2 separate regions of the Homo sapiens genome follow, and region 1 is linked to region 2. A link is a loop called in an ENCODE intact Hi-C map of the cell type or tissue named here. Cell type or tissue: left ventricle myocardium inferior. All regions are shown on one strand. Links, peaks and the distances in the headings refer to the core of each region. The heading gives the core; the rest is flanking DNA.

What was found. Hi-C counts contacts between places; a loop is a spot of excess contacts. Peaks named below come from ENCODE experiments on the same cell type or tissue, not always from the same donor. Only the 100,000 strongest peaks of a DNase experiment are listed, where the experiment ranks them.
Region 1: a loop joins it to region 2, with 3.0 times the contacts of the local background. A loop is called at or near these places in 2 of 110 quality-filtered maps.

The regions. Positions count from the first base shown.
Region 1 is chr4:24,484,275-24,494,170 of GRCh38, reverse strand. No RefSeq gene overlaps it. Among named protein-coding and RNA genes, the nearest start is that of MIR573, 31 kb to the left of the region's middle. RefSeq lists an enhancer at 5,189-5,238. In left ventricle myocardium inferior, for the core only: CTCF peaks have their summits at 5,107 and 5,306 (motif pointing left); DNase peaks (open chromatin) are centred at 4,110 and 5,280; H3K27ac peaks cover 545 bases.
Region 2 is chr4:24,660,138-24,670,033 of GRCh38, reverse strand. LINC02473 (long intergenic non-protein coding RNA 2473) reads right to left here. Exons shown (of 2, transcript NR_183976.1): 2 at 1-472. Among named protein-coding and RNA genes, the nearest start is that of LINC02473, 5.2 kb to the right of the region's middle. In left ventricle myocardium inferior, for the core only: no CTCF peak of the experiment used is centred there; no DNase peak of the experiment used is centred there; H3K27ac peaks cover 1,653 bases; H3K27me3 peaks cover 1,148 bases.

The sequences.
Region 1 (9,896 bases), core at 2,645-7,644, 180 kb after region 2:
GAGGCTGAGGCAGAAGGATTCGGGAGGTGGAGGTTGCGGTGAGCTGAGATCGTGCCATTGCGCTCCAGCCTGGGCGACAGAGCAAGACTTCGTCTCAAAATAATAATAATAATAGTATGCACCAGAGAACGTTGGGGTGAGGACTGAATGAGCTCATGCATGTCATGATTTAGCAGACCACTTGGCACATTAATAGTAGCTATTGTCATGGGATGCTTCCTAATCCTTCTGCACACAACAGCCATTAAAAAACTGGGAGACCACTGCTGTGATGCTCTCCTACCACTCCAACCCCTGTGTTTTCTTTTTCAAATGTACATCTATGCCTGCCAGGAGAACTTCTGCTTCCTTAGTCTGCATGAGGTCTGCACAACTGGCCTGGCCTGTCTCTTCTTTCAACCTCCCATGTGCACTCCGCAGTGACACAACGCCTGATTCCCCAAACACACTGCCCCTGAAGGAACCTCTCACTTAGTGTCCTCACCTAGTTGTCTAATAATGGGCTCCTTCCTTTTCCACTGCAGTCCCCCAGCCTCCACCCTCCCCAGCAGGTCACATCCTGCCCGTCTTCCCTCCATTTTAAAACCTTCCCTTACTGCTCTGTCTGTTAGTGTCTGTGCCAACACTTGGCACTTGATTATTATTTTTTGAGACAGAGTCTCACTCTGTCACCCAGGCTGGAGTGCAGTGGCATGATCATGGTTCACTGCAGCCTTGACATCCTGGGCTCAAGCTAGCCTCCCACTTCAGCCTCCCCAGTAGCTGGGATTACAGGCATGTGCCACCACACTTAACTAATTTTGTGTGTGTGTGTGTGTGTGTGTGTGTACAGGCATGTGCCACCACACTCGACTAATTTTGTGTGTATGTGTGTGTGTGTGTGTGTGTGTGTGTGTGTGTGTGTATATATATATATTATTTTTTATTTTTTATTTTTTCTGTAGAGACAGAGTTTCACCATGTTGCCCAGGGTGGTCTTGAACTCCTGGGCTCAAGTGATCCACCCCCTTCGGCCGCCTTGAGGAATGGATAATACTTTAAATACATCTTTTCCCTTCCTTAGTACCTGTTTTGATGACTTTCCCTGAACTGTCTTCTTCATCCTCATTTTCTTCCATCTCTTCATTCCCTTCACTATTCTTTTCCTCCTCTTCGAAAAACTGGTAGCTTTTGTAATAAGAGCGAGGTGCAGTGGCTCACACCTATAATTTCAGAGCTTTGGGAGGCTGAGGTGGCGGGATACTCAAGCCCAGGACTTTGAGGTCAGCCTGGACAACATAGTGAAACCCCGTCTCCACAAAAAATTTAAAAATTAGCTGGGAATGGTGGTGCATGCCTGTACTACCAGCTATTTGGGAGGCTGAGGTGGGAGGATCCCTTGAGCCCAGGAGTTGGAGGGTGTAGTGGGCCATGATTAGGCTGCAGCACTCCAACCTGGGTGACAGAGAAAGACTCTGCCTCTTAAAAAAAAGAGTGCAATAAAGAGTGGGTGATTCCGTAAGTCTTAACCACTCTTAACTACTTAATTATTCATATAGTCCTTTCATTCACACCCACCCGTCCAGGTATCCATCTACCCACCCACCGACCTATCCACTCATCCATCAATCCAGTCCCCACCTATCCATCCATCCACCCATTCATCCATCCATCCAAAGAGTTACCTACCTACTCACACACCCATCCATCCATCCATCCAGTCCCCACTCATCCATCCACCCAACCAGTCCCCATCCATCCATCCATCCATCTGTCCATCCAGTCATCCATCCATCCATCCATCCATTCATCCATCTGTCCATCCATCTGTCCATCCAGTCATCCATCCATCCATCCAACCAGTTACCCACACACCTATATCTATCTATCCATTCATCCATCCATCATTCCATCCACCCATGCATCCATCCAGTCACCAACTCAGCTATCCATCCATTTGTCCATTTAGTCACCTACTCATTAACCCATCTACCCATTCATCCAGTCACCCACCCATCCATTCATCCACCCATCTATTCATTCAGTCACCCACCCACCCATCTACCCATCCATCCAGTCACTCACACACCCACCCACCTATGCATCCATCCAGTCACCTACCCATCCATCCATCCATCCATCCATCCATCCAACCATTCACCTACCCACTCACACACCCATCCATCCATCCAGTCCCCACTCATCCATCCATCCATCCGTTTGTCCATCCATCCATCCATCCATCCATCCATCCATCCATCCATCCAAGTCACCCACCCACTAACATCCACCCATCCATCCTGTCATCCATCCATGCATGCATCCGGTCACCAATCTACCTATCCATTCATTTGTCCATTTAGTCACCCACCCATTCATCCATCCACCCATTAATCTAGTCACCCACCCATCCACCCTTTCATCTATTCATCCAGTTACCCACCCACCCATCTACCCATCCATCTATTCACCCATCCATCCAGTCACCCACCCACCTATGCACCCATCCAGTCACCTACCCATCCATCCCTCCCTCCCTCCCTCCCTCCCTCCCTCCCTCCCTCCCTCCCTCCCTCCCTCCCTCCATTTCACTAGCAGACCTTCCCTATTTTGCCCCAGGCACTGTACATAGGTTTTTGCTATGCAAGAGAATCTTATAGAGTCATGAGGGAAACAGGTATAAACCATACAATACAAACCGTTAAGTAAGAAAGCAAAGGGGAATAAACCAGCCAGTGGGGAGAGGGAGGCAGGGAATGATCTTATGTGTCAGGCATATAGGTGGTGCCTGCTAAATGTTGATCATTTGTTGATTAATTTGGCTCCTTTTGCTCCCCAGGAAAAGCATCTGCTCCCATGATGAAATGAGACCATGTGGGTAAATATATTATGTCAACTCTAAAGCTCTTACAAATGTAAGGAAATGTGCCTGTGGTTATCTGACAGGTGAAACACCTGAGGCAATGCCTAACACATAGTAGGTGCTAAGTCCATAAGTGCTTTTAGTAAAGACAACTGTCAAGGACCCAGCTGGTGCGCTGGCCTTGCTAATTTAAAGGAAAAAATCTTTAACATTATGAAAACATTCCCTCTTTCCTATTCAGTCTCATAGCAGTGATATAACTGAAGCCAGAGGGAGGACATATTTTCATGAGAATTCTCCATTGTCTACAACTTTTGTTTTATTTTAGGCTAGAATCAGAGGTGCTTTCTTTTGCACCCATGCAAACTCACCATTCATTCTACTTTTCTACTACCTATTTTCTCTATAGCATATTTTGTGGATTTTTTTCCCTAATACATTTTCTAATAATTAAAGATACTGGAGACAGGAAAACAGGGTTGCTGTGTGACTTGGGATGAGTTTCTTAATGTGTCCAAGGTCAAAGTCTTAATTCTCACATTTGTACAATTAAAGAAAATTGTGACGATTATAGGAGATAACATATTCAAAGTACCTACTTTGGTGCCATCACTTATAGTGGCTCAATAAAATTGTGTTCCAGTTATCTATTGCTGTTTAACAAATAATCTCACATTTAGTGGCTTAAAGCAACCATTTTACTGTATTTCATGAATGTAGGATCAGATCATTTAGGGGTGAGAAGCGTAGGGCGTGGCTGGATGACTTGTTGGTTTTCCAACTACTTCTAAGATGGCTTATTTACATGGCTGGCAAGATGGTGCTGGCTGTTGGCTGGAGCTCAACCAGGGCTCCATGTGGCCTCTCCATGGGGCTGCTTGGTCTTCCTCACAGAAAGGTAGCTGGGTCCCAGGACTGAGTGTTCTAGGAGACTGACAGAAGCTGCAAGCTTCTTAAGATTTAGCCTCAAAAGTCCCAGAAGAGTACGGTTGCCGCATTTTCTTGGTCAAGTGAGCCATTATGACCAGCTCAGATTCAAGGGGAGGGAAATTAGACCCCACCTATTGAAAGGGGAAGTATCAAAGGATTTGTGGCCATCTTTAACCCATCAGGAACAGTAGATGTTCTTTTTCATTGTACTCCATTCTGAGGCATGAAGTCAGCATGAGCCACCAGGTTCGTGTGCTGACTGCAGGGTCTCTCAAGGTCAATCCCTGCAGCTGTTCCAGCTGTGGAAAGCAGCTGGTTCCTCACTTGTCTCTGCTGGCCTCTCACTGAACTGGAGAATGCAGCTTTGGGAGCCAGCCATGGGTCTAACCATCTGTCTCTGTGGACTGTACTCTCTAAGCCATTCAGTACAATCGTAGCAAAACTTTTTTCCATTGTGTGTGTGTGTGTGTTGATGAATACAGCAAGTTCATGATTAAACTCACATTCCATGCTAAGATCCAGCTCTGAGCATGCTTTGGAGATTAAGGACTCAAAATGTAAAATTTTTACCCCATGGTGTGAAACATCTTGGTTACCATGATAGTTTGTCTTCTGGATTACATTTTGGAGTCATCCTGAATGCTGAAATGGTTCTTCATATCCTAAAGACTTTAGGTTTCTGTATGGTTCTGGGTCTGTTTTTGTTTCATAACTCAGACTTTCCATAAATACCCTACTTGGACGCACTTTCCTCTGTCTTTGAGACATCTATGTCAATCCCTTATTTGAATGTGTGAATTCCCATTCCTTCACTTTCAGTATGTTCCTAATGTTCTGAAGCAAGCTTATTTTTAAAAAATGAATAGATGTCATATGTATGTAACAACCCTGATGTCCAATAGGCTGGCCAAGTGCTCAACTAGATTAAACAAAGTCAAGCAAACAGGTTTCTTTACTGCAGGACTTCCCACGACCTTTAACATATTCACCAGTATTTTGTATTTCAGAAAGAACAGTAAATGCCACATTTCAAATACTTCTATGACCTCAGAGACCTTTTTTACAGAGGACCTTTCAGGATTTATGTTCTGTGGGACACACTTTGGGAAACACAGGCTTAAACTTACGCCCCTTTTTGGGGGAAGGTGTATGTGACCCACCATTTTGTCAGTGTCCACATGTCTGGTGTCTGCACACCTTCCTTTCCAACAGTCAAAGCTGAGTATTGCCCTTTACAGGGACCCTTTAGGTGGCCTGCTAGAGTAGGAGAAGCCTCGTTTCCATCACAATTTCCACTTTCAGCTCTGGGATCCTGGGCCGATTAACTAACCCCCCTAAGCCTCAGAATACCTAGGTTTAATATGGAGAAATACAACCTCCTCAGCCGGGGCAATGTTAGATTACATGTGGTAGTGCATCCAGAGATGGGCCTGGGAGAGTGCCTGGAACGTGTTAGCCCCCTCTTCCCTTCCTAGTAGTTCCAGGACTGAACCACCACGGGGATCGATGAGTGAGCACGCTCGCCCCCTAGTGGGCATTTCTGCCTTGACCTCCTGAGCCAACCCATCCTTAAAGAGGACTGGATGGCCTCTATCGTCCTAGTTGGTTTATTTACCAGCTGTTTTGAACTGGTGTGAGGGCAATTCATGTTAGGGTAACAAGGCAATAGATCATTTAAATGAAGGCGACAGGTTTGAGAATAGGGATGGTGAATTCTTTCTCCAGTAAGGGGCAAAGTACCATCCCCTTTTTACAGATGCTGGCCTTGAGGTCTCAGAAGGGACAGCAGGAGACTGGGACTCATGGATGGGCCGTTTGCACACATCTAAATGCTTGTGTGGACAACCGAGAGCGAGATCTTCCTAGTGCCTTTATCACACGTGGTTCTTAATTTGGAAGTGCGGGGAGAGGTGTGAATTGCCTTGTTCTGTCTGTGATTCAAGGTAATCTCTATCATGTAAGTGTCTTGCAAAGAGGAGGCAGTAGGCAAGAAACCAAAGTTATTGTTTATCGACAGCTTGCTCTGTCAGGTATCTTCCTTAGTGTTTTATGTATTTAATCCTTGCAGTAAGCCTTGGAAGATGGTAGAAAAGACTCTCATTCCCATTTTACAGCTGAGGAAATGGAAGCCTAGAGCATTTGAGTGGCTTGCTTAAGGTCACAGAGCCACATGTGGAATAAAACCAGCACTGAAACCCACATGTCCCGATTTCACACCCATGTACTTAAGCAGGACTCCAATCTGCCTCTCTGAAAATCACTTGTTGGCCACCTGGTCAACCAACAAGTATTTATTGGGTCACTGCTGTGTGCCCACTCCTGTGCCAGAGCTGGGGAGGAGACAAAGGATTCAGGAGACTGTTTGGTATCCAGGATTGCTCCAAAATTGGTTCTGACTTCTTAATAAAGGGTAAAATCCCTGAGGAAATACTGAATGATGAAATTTAAAAGAGTGAGTTTTTCAAAGTAGGAAGAAACTGGTTAATAGCAGGCTGAAGGGCAAACATGTTTAAAAAAAGAACCAACCCAGGAAAAATCAACACTGTATTAGTGACACATATGATTTGTATGCCTGTGAGCAGGAAAATGTGAAAGAGGGAGAGAGAGATGTCTTCTTGAGTAAATGAAGCATAGAAGTTCATTAGGACTATAAAAAAGTGTTAAAAGAGGAAACCCTGCCTTTGGAGAATCAAGGGATTGTAATATAAACTATGTCAGGTAGGTGCAAATTGGAAACTAGAGATGCAAAGGCAAGATCTGAGGAATACATTTACAAAAACACTAGATAAATAATAAATTATTAAATATGTTAAAAGCTAAAAGGATCTTCGTGTCTGCAAGGCTCTTAAATTCAAGAGAAAAAAATGCCAGGCTGGTCTGGTCCGAGAGGGTAAAGGGAGGGGAATGGAGACGGTCTGGCTGGATTAGTCCTTCCTCTGAAGACACAGGAATACACCCCGGGTAGAATGTTCACAGGAAATCATTAGGCCCAGAGCACACACAAGTCCCCCAGGAAAATGCAGGAACAAGTTAAACACACCAGGGCATTTGAGAGATGGGAGGTCTCCTATCCCTGTCCTCGTTCTGTGCCCAGGAGACCAAGGCTGGTGTGAGAACCCACTGCCTGGTGCTGGGAGATCTGGGCCCACCAAGACCCCTCTCTCCCTACTCTGGAGTGACCTTCAGCCCTTCGGCTGTCATCTTTGTTTCTGGCGGCTCAGACAGAAAATCTGCAGGCAGTCGGGCTTGGGAGACTGTATGAAGGTGCGCCTACTTTGGCGTGCTTCCTCCCTAAGCTTCTGCAACCCCCTGTTCCCTGTCCTGCCTGGACTCTGGGTTTTATCCACAGTAGACCAGAAGACCCTATGGCCAGCAGAATAGCCAGGTGGGATGAGCAATAGGATTTAAGGTGAGTCTCAGCTCAGTGTCTTAACTAGTCATGTGACCTTGGGCAAGCGACTTGAACGCTCTCTTGTAAAATGAGAATGATAATGAGGATGATGATGATAGTACTTCATTGAATTCTACAGATATTTGTGGAATACCTGCTTTGCCAAGCGCAACACCATCCTGCCTGTATGGAGGTTGCAGTGTGGCTCGGTGTGGCCTAGGAGATGGCCTTCTGGCCCCTCTCTACGTGTATCGCAGGCTGTCTGTTGGGCATTTTCCCCAAGAACTTTAGCAACATGAGTTGATTTCACATCATTGCCATTCTATGAGGTAGTTATTATTATGATTCTCATTTTACACCCCAGGAAACTGAGATGGGCAGGGGCTAAATAACTAGCCCAAAGACACTCAGCTGGAAAGAGGTGGCACTCATTTCTAAACCCACGTCCCTGATGTCTGAGCTTGGGCTCTTTACTCCTACTTTATACATGGATCCAACAGTCACATGGACAATTGTGCAATTGTAGCTTTGATAGGCAGGACGCAGGAGGAAGATACAGAGCTTGGTGAGCCCATAATATGGGCTTTTCACTGAGGAAGTGACACAAGCTGAGATCTGAGGACGAGGTCAGAGCTGACCAGGGGAAAATGGAAGAAAGAGTGGTTCCTGAGGCAAAAAGGCTTGAAGACTGTTGTGGGGACTGAGTACATGAACGAGAAAAGGACCCAGCCCAGAGCGAGCTGCCTACCTGGCTGTGTGACCTCTCGGAACCTCGGTCCCCTCGTCTGTAAAATGGGGAGAACAGGAGGTAGGAAGATGAAGGTAGGCAATGGATATAAATGTAGTCAGAGCCATTGTTAACACAATTTACTTCCATGGACAAAGAAAGTTGAGAGAGAAAGAATTTTTCCCCAAGGGCCTCTACCACAACAGTGACATCAACTGAGAGTTGAGAAAGGTCAAAGATGGTCATGGGTGACCCAGTTAGCCTTCTCCCTCAGTCTATCAGAGTAAACAGACCAACTGAGAAGCCAAAGGTCATTCCTCTGAATTTTCCAAGTTGCTCTTGTGGAGAGACTTAGTAAATGATGTGCCAAGTATTATCTAGATCTTAATCATAATATGGTGACAATACCCAACAGGCTCACAAATATGTGTCGTTTGTGAAATCTCAGGAATCTCCTTATTCTCCTGTTGATTAATGCTGATGTCTTTTTTTTTTTTTTTTTTTGTGGGACGGAGTCTTGCTCCGTCGCCCAGGCTGGAGAGCAATGGCGCAATCTCGGCTCACTGCAGCCTCCGCCTCCCAGGTTCAAGTGTTTCTCCTGCCTCAGCCTCCTGAGTAGCTGGGATTACAGGGGCGTGCCTCCATGCCTGGCTGATTTTTGTATTTTTAGTAGAGGCAGCGTTTTGCCATGTTGGCTAGGCTTGAACTAACCTTGAACTCCTGACCTTAAGTGATCTGCCTGCCTTAGCCTCCCAAAATACTGGGATTACAGGCATAAGCCACCACACCCGGACACTGATGTCTTAATATTCCAGACTGGATGCTTCAAAGGGCAGGCCAATCAAACCCTGAGAGCTGATGTCAACAGTAGAGATTACAGTATCCTCCAGGTGCTTTCCATAGTTATTCCATTTCATGTTGACAGCAGCCCTGCTCTAAGCAATTGCAAGCCCATTTTACAGATGAGGTGACTGGGACTCTGTCAAAGGCCACACGCGGGACAGAGCCAGGCTCACCCCCGCCAGCCCTGGCTCACAAGCCTTGCTGTTTCCACTCTGCCTGCACTGTCTCATGCTCTTTATGAGACTTCTAAAAATAAAAAATGCTTCTGCTCACCATTCCCTCAGGTTAGCACTAAGCTTTTGTTTGATGTTAAGAGCTTTAGATAAATCTGACTCTAGATTACTGTGTGATGACTTCCTCTTGTCATCTGGGTATCACTTCAAATCTTACCTCCTCAAACAGTTTTCCAGAATAATCACTGCCACTCACACTCATCACACCACAGAGTGGAATTGTTTTTCTAGCACTTGCCAATATCTCAAATCATCTTGGTCATGTATTTGCTTACTTATTTCATTGCGAGTCTCAACCCACTGGACTGTAAGTTGCACAGCAGTGAGAATCGTATGGGTCTGCCATTCTTCACTGAGACCAGCAAATACCCTGATTGCAGTAGGTGCTCAGTGTGTGTACTTCTGAGAGCACTGTGGGGCGGACAGCGCCTAGGGCTTGAAGGCAGGTTGTGGTCATTCCAACTACCCTCCGCCAGCCTACTGAGCACCCAAGCCTCGATTTTCTCATCTGTAAAATGGAGATAATAATAGACAACAAATACTATGCAGCCACCAAAAGTGATGTTGTGCAAAACTATGGAATGGCGAGGACAGATATTCATGATGTGGTAAATGGAAAATAATCAGGCAGTGAAACAGCACGTCAGGATGAACCATGAAGAACACAGAACATGGGTTTTTTAGGCAGGGGCTGTGCTGTGGGCTGCCTGGTTTCCACCCTGAATTCCCCATTTACTAGTTGTGAGACCTTGGGTATATTACACTTTTTGTGCCTCAGTTTCCTCATTTATAAAATGCAGATGATAAGCGTCTATGTCAAAGGGTTGTGAAAATTCATGAGTTAAGAGTGTGTTAGAGGGGTGTTTAACACATAGTAAGAGGCTAAAAAAGACTAGCTATTGTTATTGTCATCACTACTATTGTTCTATT
Region 2 (9,896 bases), core at 3,140-8,139:
ATGGCCTAATACAGGGCTAAATGCCCAGCTCCCTCATCTCAGCTTGGGATAATTTAGAGGACATATTCTAGCTTCAGGACATGACTCAGAATTGGCTGAGGTCTCCATTGAGGCTTCAACACAGCTCAACTTCTCCTTCTGGCCAATCCTGATTCCTTCCCTTCCTTATTACAGGCATTGATCCCAAGAGCTCTTCCTAATGAACCACAGGCACAATCTCTCCATCTCAGAGCAAACTTATAGGAGAAGAGAAGTTCCACATGGCCAGCAGTTGTAACTCTGCTATGCCTCCAGGAAGTCGCAGCAGAAGAGAAGAAGGAGGAAGGATGCTCTGGTGTCCTGGTGTTGGAGAGCCTGGGTGGTCCAGCTCACACAGTGTTTCACCTGTTTCCCCTATTGTCCTCCCGGCCAGGGGTCCAGGATCGTTGGGCTCTCTCATTATCAAAATCTAATCTTCGGCTGTTTTCTTATGCTTAAAATGAGAGAAATAGACTCAATGGTTTGTAAGCGCTACAATTATGATGCTTTGAACATTTAAAAACATAGTCATGTGCTTTTAAATCTCAAACCCACATATTTCAGAGAGTCCCAATTTATGCAAACGCCAACTCAAGAACATTACAATATACTATTTACTTTTTCAATACACTCTATTTTAGTAAATAGATTTATGTCACATCATTGAAGAACATTCAATGAGTGCCCGCCAGATGCATCGTATAGCACTTGAAAAATCAGCAATTGTTGAGATGTTGACATGTTTAAATTTGGCTCATATTACATGAAGCAAATGGGAGTGCATAACTTAGATTAGGAATTACATTCATGCTACATGGCTGTTGTTTCTTCTCCCTCTTCATCTTTTTCTTCTTCTTTCAAGCTGCCAGATGGTGTGGATCAAATTATTCCAGAATGCAGAGAGCCTGGATTTCTGCAGATGAGCCTAACAGTCGGTGCCGACTTGTGCTTCTATCACTGCTGCTCACGGTGGTGTAATCGGCTCCCACCCCAGGAGCCCCCAGCCAGCCGTACAGCGGAGGCATAAGCGTGGTTCCAGCAACAATCCTCAGTACGCTTTGAGAATTCTGAAATAAAACTTGTATCTCTTTCATTTATTTTCTTAAACTCTTAAAATTTCAGTTTTTAAAAATGAACTGGCCAGGGCCGGGCATGGTGGCTCATGCCTGTAATCCCAGCACTTTGGGAGGCCGAGGCAGGTGGATCACCTGAGGTCAGGAGTTCAAGACCAGCCTGGCCAACATGGCGAAACCCCGTGTCTACTAAAAATACAAAAATTAGCCAGGTGTGGTGGTGCACATCTGTAATCCCAGCTACTCAGGAAGCTGAGGCACGAGAATCGCTTGAACCCGGGAGGCAGAGGTTACAGTGAGCCGAGATTGGGCCACTGTACTCCAGCATGGGTGACAGAGCGAGACACTCTCAAAATAAATAAATAAATAAATAATAAAATAAATTAAAAAAATGAACTGGACTGCTGGGATACTGTAAAATACAGTGAATAAATTCCAGTTTCAAGAGTCATATAGACAATGATTAGATAGCCCATTTTTTCTGAGCATTTTCTATCTATTAACTTATTTCACCTTCATAGCAATGTCTCCATTTTACAGAGGAGAAAATAGAAGCACCAAAGAGAAGAAGGGCATCTTGCCTAAGGTTACCCAACTCATAAGAGAAACAGCCAGGATTTTAACCCTGGCAGTTTGGGTTAGGCTTTCAATAGTTTCCATCTGCTAAGTGGTCAATTAATATATTTATCATCCAGTAACCTCATTAAAAGACAGGAATAAGAACATCATCTTCAATATAGGGTTGCTATGAGATGATAAGAAGATGCAAGGAATGCATTTGGCTCTCAGCCAGGCACACAGTGAGCACTCAGAATGTATTAATATTTGCCCCTACTCAATTGCAAGGGGCCTATCAAGGGAAGTGCATATATCCCTTCAATATCTCACTATTGAATCTGATTTGGAAACTTCATCTTTGAGGTGTTCACCACTTTGTTCCTCCATAACGTTTAACCAACAAGGATTCCAACTATCTGGAGAGCAAGTGGGTTTGCTGTGTGTATGTGTGTCCACACCTTCAGGAACACCACCGGGTGCCTCCTGGCTGCACTCATTCACCTGGTATTCCACAGCCTGGGAGTTCCATGCTCATGTCCACTTCCAAGGTACAGAAGAGAGGACATGCTTTGAGCAGAGACCAAAGCAGGGACAAAAGGCAACCTAAACATTTGGCTTCATCTTTTCAGCACCAAGTTTCAACTCATATGTTGCTGGTGAGAAGCTATAAATTGGTGTAGGCTTTATAAAGAATTGGCAATGTCTATCAAAATTTTAAACATGCATATCTCATGACTCTGGAAGAAATTATATCAAATGTATAAGAGCACTGATAAACTGTTTCAAGGGCACTGTTTCAAGGGCACTGATAAACACAGATGAAAATCTATCTAGATGCCCATAAGTTATGGGATATCTATATAATGAAATAGAATGTTGCAAGAAATAATAAGATATTAGTAGCTCACTATACTGATAAGGAACACCACCAAGATATATAATTAAGTGAAAAAGCAAGATGTAGAACGTTATCACTTGTGTAAAAACTGTATCTATATATACACATATATACTACACATACACATATACACATATGAATATATGTGTGTGTATATATACATGTATACCTATGTATGTATACATAGGTATGTATATATAGATAGATAGATATAGATCTAGATCTAGATATAGATAGATATAGATCTAGATCTAGATATAGATAGATATAGATAGCCCTCTCTTAGTTTGGGTTCCTCCAGAATCACACTCTGAGATGTTCGCTTGCAATCCCAGGAAATTCCGATAGGAGAGTGGAGAAGTAAGGCAAGGAAGAAAAGGTAGTCAATTAAGGGAAAATATCAAGAACGTTACCACTGAGAGCAACTGGACGGCAATCCTGCAGGGTGAAACAAGCCAACAGTGTAGAACTCCCTTCAGAGTTATCTCACCTAAGATAAGCTGAGGTATTTATCCACCAACTTTCCACCTGTCTTTGGTTGTGGGCTACTTCCAGGAGCATTAACTCTTGGGCAATTCCAGTTTGCCAAAGGTGCTCCCAGGGCCAGAACAAAAAGCCCCCAGGCAGAAAAATTTGGATAGTCACAAAAAGCAGCCTTTGGTGTGTTGAGGTGAGAGACGATAAGATATTAGGTGGGGCACTAACAGGCAGAGTATGTTTGGAAGGAGATGCACAAGGTAGTAGGGGTGGGGAAGAGGAAGGAGAGCTATTAATAAGACTGAAAGAGAGGCATTTTCACTATGACCTCTATTGTTCTTTTGGAATGTTGTGATGTGCATATATCACCCATTCTCAAAGTAAATAAAATAATATAGAGAAATTAAATTGAGCCCCTGCACAGATGCACGAGGGGTGGGTGGCTAACAAGCATGGCTCCAGGGCACCCGGGCACTACTGACATTGTGAGCCAGATAATTCTGCCTTGTGCATTGTGGCATGTTTGGCAGCATCCCTGGCCTCTGCCCACTAAATGCCAGTGTACTCCCTCCCGAGTTGTGATCATCAAAAATGTTTCCAGACATTGCCAAATGTCCCCTGATATGGGTATGGCAGGGCAAAATCACTTCTTACCCTGTTGAGAATCTCTGCTCTAGGGAACCTGATGAGGTTAGTTATATCCCTCCAGTAAACTGAGGCACAAGGTGGTCTAATGCAGCATATCCAGAGCTCTGCATGAAGCCTGTGTACATGGAGGGACCACCCAGTTTATCCCATAAAAGGAGTGGAGAAGCTGTTGGTGGCTCTCTCCCCTGCCCTTCGCTATGGGCTCCCCCTCCAAGTACATACCACCCCTCACCTCCCATGCACGTGATTAACACAACCGACAGGACACTTGGAGGCAGCAGGTCTTGCTCACATAGACACCATGCAGGTATTTCAAGACACTGTGGTATAATCTGCTGCCCAACAGCGTTTGGGGAAGCTTTGCGTCTGACCTTGGACACAGCTGAATCAAATATGGCTCCTGCCTGAAGTAGCTCCCAGCTTCAGGGAGAAGCCAAGCGTGAAAGGTGAGCCTTCACAGCAAAGGGCTAGTCAGGCACTAAGAGGCTGGGCCCTTTCTCCTCCACCCTCCTTCCCTTTCTTTGCTCCCCTCTCCATTCTGTCTGCCCTTGGGAGCACTTCTCACTCTCCCAAATTATGCTTTTCATTTTATTTACTTGTTTGTTATTTGCCAGCCTCTACTAGAAGTAGCTCAGATGGAAATTGGGATGGGTTCAGTCCTGTTCTTGCTGTTACCACAGCATCAAGAACAGCAATTGGCACAAAGGAGGTGGTCAATAAATGCCTATTCATTGAATGGATGAATGAATATTCTGGAATATTGGAGAAGGAGGAGTGAAAACATAAATGAGGATGAGGGAAAAGAGAAAGAACAAGGCAGGAACCAGGACAGGAGACACCTGGAAGTCTCCAGGCATAGCTTCTACTGCTGAGAACTGGAATAAGATGAAAGCTCCTCCCCAACAAGGAGAGGGGCTACCTTCCCACCATCTCTTCCTTACCTCTTGCCAGTTGCCTTCCAGAAGCTAGAGCTGGACTGCCATTTCCAGGGTGTAACACCATCAGAAGCTGGTGGTATCTCTGAAATGAACTGACTTCAGATGGATTTGCATGGCTTTGTGCCCCACTTACCAGGTCCTTGCAGCATCTGCCATTTTTGCAAACAGGCAGTGGGGAAAAAAGGAGTCTTTGTTTCATCGGAATGAAAGCCAGCTTTTCCTGAGGCTGTGTAGAATAGTTGTGATTGTTTGGATCACTGTTGAGCAATGCTCATGCTCCCTCCTTCTGTGGGCCAAGTATATCTCCCTGCTCCACAGATGTTGGGCTCAGCATCATAGCTTCTTTTGACCAATGGAATGCTAGCAGACACAATATGACTAGAGACCTTAAATGCACTCACCGATGAGGGCTTGGTTCTTACATTCTGGTATTCTCCCAAGGGAAGAGCATACCCTGCACAGCTACTGCCCTTTCAGAGTGAAAACACATGGAGTGGACTTGAACCCAACTCCCAGCCTAGACCCTATCCCACGGGAATCACAGCTTGAAGCAGAGGCATGCAACTGAGCCCAACTGGGATCACCCATACCACAGTCATCCTACAGAACCATAAGCATGAGAGTAAATTCTGGTTGTAAGCCACTGAGTTTCTACGTGGATTGTCAAGCAGCATTATGTGGCAATAGAGGATTGACTCCATATTATTCACATTATTAGCAATGCCTGGTCCAAAGTCAGGCATGAGCTGTAATAATGGCTCTTTCTCTATAGCTACACAGCTTTGGGCAAGTTAGCTAAACTTTTGAGCCTCAGTTTCTTAAACTATATATAAAAAAGTAATAATAGCATGACTTTCAGCACTGTTGTCAGGATTAAATGTGATCATCTATATAAAATGCTTAGCATAGCCTCTGGCCCAGAGTAAAGATTCTATAAATCAGAGATCACAAATTGGAAGTGTGTCTTCAAAAAATTCAATTAATTGTCTCTATTGGGATCAATTACCAACTGCCAACTGGGAAATTCTGTATTTTAAAAAATCCAGATTTATATCTTCTCTTGAAAAATCAGAAAATCTTGTGACACCGAGCCAGCATTCCTATACAGCAACAATGGATAGAGCCGGGGGTAGCATATCACTGTGTGTAGAGTAGAAAACCTGACCACAGGGGCTTAAATAAGTAAGGGGTTAATTTTCTTCTTGCAGCTAGATGTCCAGGGCTGGCAGTGAGGCTGAGCAATGCCAGCAGGGACCTAGGCTCCTCAGCCTTGCTGCTCTGCTGTCTTTAAGCATGAAGTGTTTGGTCCTCATGATCTCAAGATGGCTCCTGCACAGCAAGCTATGGCATCTGTGTTTCAGGCAGGAAAAGGAGGAGGGAATGGCAAAGGAGCAAAGGACAAAATCTCTCCTAGCAAGACTTTGCTTTTTTATACAAGAAAGGAAGACTTTCCAGGGACTTCCACTTATGTCTTACAGGTTAGAAGTGAGGCAGCCTGGGCAACATGGTGAAACCCCTTCTCTACAAAAAATTAAAAAATTAGCCAGGCCTGGTGACATGCACCTGTAATCTCACTCAGGAGGCTGAGGTGGAAGGATCGTTTGAGCTTGGGAGGCAGAGGTTGCAGTGAGCTGAGGTCGCACCACTGCACTCCAGCCTAGGAAACATAGCGAGACCTGGACACACACACACACACACACACACACACACACACACACAAAAGAAATAAGGGAGGGAGGAGGGAGAGCATCAGGAAAAATAGCTAATGCATACTGGGCTTAGTACTTAGGTGATGGGTGGATAGTTGCAGCAAACCACCATGGCACATGTTTACCTATGCAATAAACCTGCACATCCTTCACATGTGCCCCAGAACGCAATAAAATAATAAAATAAAATAAAATAAAATGAAACAAAATAAAATAAAATAAAATAAGGAAAGAAAAAACAGGAGAACAAAAAAGAAAGAAGGAGTTAGAAAGATGTTGAGTAACTCAAGCTAGAGTCTCTCAGTTTAGCAACTCTCCCAAGCCATTTACCTTCCCTCCATGGCCCCTGAGTTTGCCTGTGTTTGCAGCTCCTGCCATATGTGGTATCTGTTTTGATTACTCTCAGCTGAATCGGGCACAGTTTTGGAGTGCACTCTTCAGTCTCCCTTCTGGCTTAGCCCTTCTAAGCTCATGACAGAACTGAATGTCCAAGGTCCCCCACACCCCAGCTACTTTGCCACATTCTTTGCCTTTAGCCTCTCGTCTAGGGCAGGGGCAATAGACAGTGTGCTCAAAGAAGAAATGGGAAGTTTCTGGGCCACCTCTTAAAGATAGCTTTGAGCATACTAGCCATATTCTTGATGCAGCCTTGGCTAAAACTGAGAAAATACTTTTCCCTTCCACTCTCTTTGTCCTGTTTTTTTCCTTTAGATGGACATTGATAGTTTCATGCCATTTTTCAAGGCAGGCGACTGAAGTTCCAGGAGGTGACCTCTATTTACTACAATAAAATTAGTGATTTATAGAAAGTCAGAATTCTGCAATTCCCCAAACTCCCCTTTTATCCCTAACTACTGTGTCAACAAAGCACCCAGCATCCAGCCTGGTTCAAAGGTCTGAACTGTGTAGCAAAATAAATCATTTTAAAAATCCCAATAGTAGTGTATGGTGTGAGCATTCTTAACTTGAATTGAGTAAGGAGGAAGAGAGCAGATGCAGCCAACCTTGGCTGTGGTTTATTACTCAAGTTGATGTGGGGCAGAGAAGATTGGATATTTAATGTCAATGATACCGTGAGAGGGGGTGAAAAATTCCAAGTTCCACTAGAAAATAACAAGGTAAAATTTAGGTCCCATAAGCCCTAGCCTATTTTTTCTTTCCTCCCCCTCCCCGACTGTCACTCTCCCAGTTTTTTAACCTTCTTCCTTTCCTCTCTTCCTCCCTCCCTGCCTGCTGGTCTATTTCTGAGTCCACTGTTGAAGGCCTAGCAAATTTTTTAGTAGGGCCCTAATTTAAGTTCCTCATTGACATTCTAATATATGCAGAATGCCGATCCCAAACTCACTTATTCAAATGCACTGGATGTTGTGCTTTACATCACAATGTTCAAACCTAAATCTCTGGAGTGCACAGAGCTGCCCAGGGTCTGTGTGTGTGGGGGCGGGGGGGGGGGGGCGGGGAGGTGGGGTTTGCCTTGTTTTGACAAATTTGTGCATTAAAGGTGGTCACTGCTCCAGGCAGCTCAGGAATCCTGGAGAGGAAAGTCCTGTCCACGAGATAGGGGAGTAAGCTTGACGAGTCTGGCTGTTCAGTTACATCAGCTCACTGCAGTTTAGCAAATTAGTTTTGAGCTCCTATTACATTTAGGCGCAGTGCTTGGTGCTGGGGATACAAAGACTCACAAGGTATCATCCTCCCCTCAAGAACTCACCACCTAGAGGTGGGGATGGACCCCAAATAAATGATATGCCCTTCCAGAGGAGCTCTACATCTCCTAAGACCTGTGCTCCTTGAACTTTAATGTGCACACAAATTCCCTGTGGTTCCAGTGAAATGTCAGTTTAGATTCATTAGGTGAGGGTGGGCTCTGAGATTCTGCAGGTCTGATGAGCTCCTGGGTGATGCCCAGGCTGCTGGCCAGGGGCCACACTTTGCCCATTCTAAGGTTGGGTGTCCGCTGTGAAGAGGCAGCCTAGAGGGCTGCTGAGTAAGAAAAGCCCCAGGGGCCAGGCATGGTGGCTCACACCTGTAATCCCAGCACTTTGGAAGGCCAAGGCGGGCAGATCACTTGAGGTCAGGAGTTCAAGACCAGCCTGACCAACATGGTGGAACCCTGTCTCTACTAAAAATACAAAAATTAGCCGGGCATGGTGGCGCATGCCTGTAATCTCAGCTACTCAGGAGGCTGAGGCAGGATTCAACCACTCGAACCTGGGAGGCGGAGGCTGCAGTGAGCTGAGATTGCTGTACTCCAGCCTGGGCAGCAGAGCCAGACTCGGTCTCCAGAAAAAGAAAGAAAAAAAAAAGCCCCAAGGAGCAAGTAGAGGCTGTGTCTTCAGAAGCTTGTGCACTTAAGAAGCATGTGCCTCCACTCAGAGTAAGGAGTGCAAACTCCTTTTCCAGGCTTTACCCATCTTCGTAAGGCCACCTGTCTCAGTGTCTGTGGCGTGTGAACCAGAGCAACTCCATCTTGAATAGGAGCTGGGTAAAATGAGGCTAAGGCCTACTGGGCTGCATTCCCAGATGGTTAAGGGATTCTAAGTTACGGGATGAGACAGGAGATACAAGACACAGGTCATAAAGACCTTGGTAATAAAACAAGTTGCAGTAAGAAACCACTGAAAACCCATCAAAACCAAGATGGTCATGAGAGTGACCGCTGGTCATCCTCACTACTACACTTCCACCAGCGCCATGACAGTTTATGGATGCCATGGCAATGTCAGGAACTTACCCTATATAGTCTAGAAAGGGGAGGCATGAATAATCCACTCATTGTTTAGCATATGATGGAAAAATAACCATAAAAATAGACAACCAGCAGCCCTCTGGGTGTTCTGTCTATAAAGCAGCCATTATTTTATTCCTTTATTTTCTTAATAAACTTGCTTTCACTTTTTTGTATGGCTCACCCTGAATTCTTTCTTGCACAAGATCCAAGAACCCTCTTTTAGGGTCTGGATCGGAACCCCTTTCCTGTAACAATGGCGTTGCCATAAACCAAAGGAGCATTTTTCGGCTGTAGCCTGAGTGATTTGACTGTTTCCGGAGGCAAATATTTGAAAATGAAACAGCAAACCAGTGCCTAGGGTTAGGGGAGAGTCAGTGCATTCTAATTATTAGGTCACCCTTCATTTCTCTTTTCTGTCTTCATTGGAAAAAGAAGGCCAGGTGCAGTGGCTCACGCCTATAATCCTACCACTTTGGGAGACCAAGGTCGGAAGATCACTTGAGCCCAGGAATTTGAAACCAACCTGGGCAGTACAGTGAGACCTTGTTTTACTTAAAAGAGAGAGAGAAAGAGAAAGGAAAAAGGAGTTTTTTTAGTGCCCTGCATATTCTGGAAGTCTCCATGGAGGCTCTTTTCTCCCTTGCTCCTTGTCTCTTAAAGGTTACTGTAGATGCTAGAGCCTGTTTTGTCCTTCTGAATCTCTATTTAGAAAACTTTTCCTTCTCATTTCTTGTAAAGGATCGTGTCAGGGACCCACCATGTGGAAAATCTTTGGAAGATCAATGAGTTCCCAGTCCACAAAGCTCCAAATGTGTGCTATTGTATCAGCTATCTATTGCCATAGCT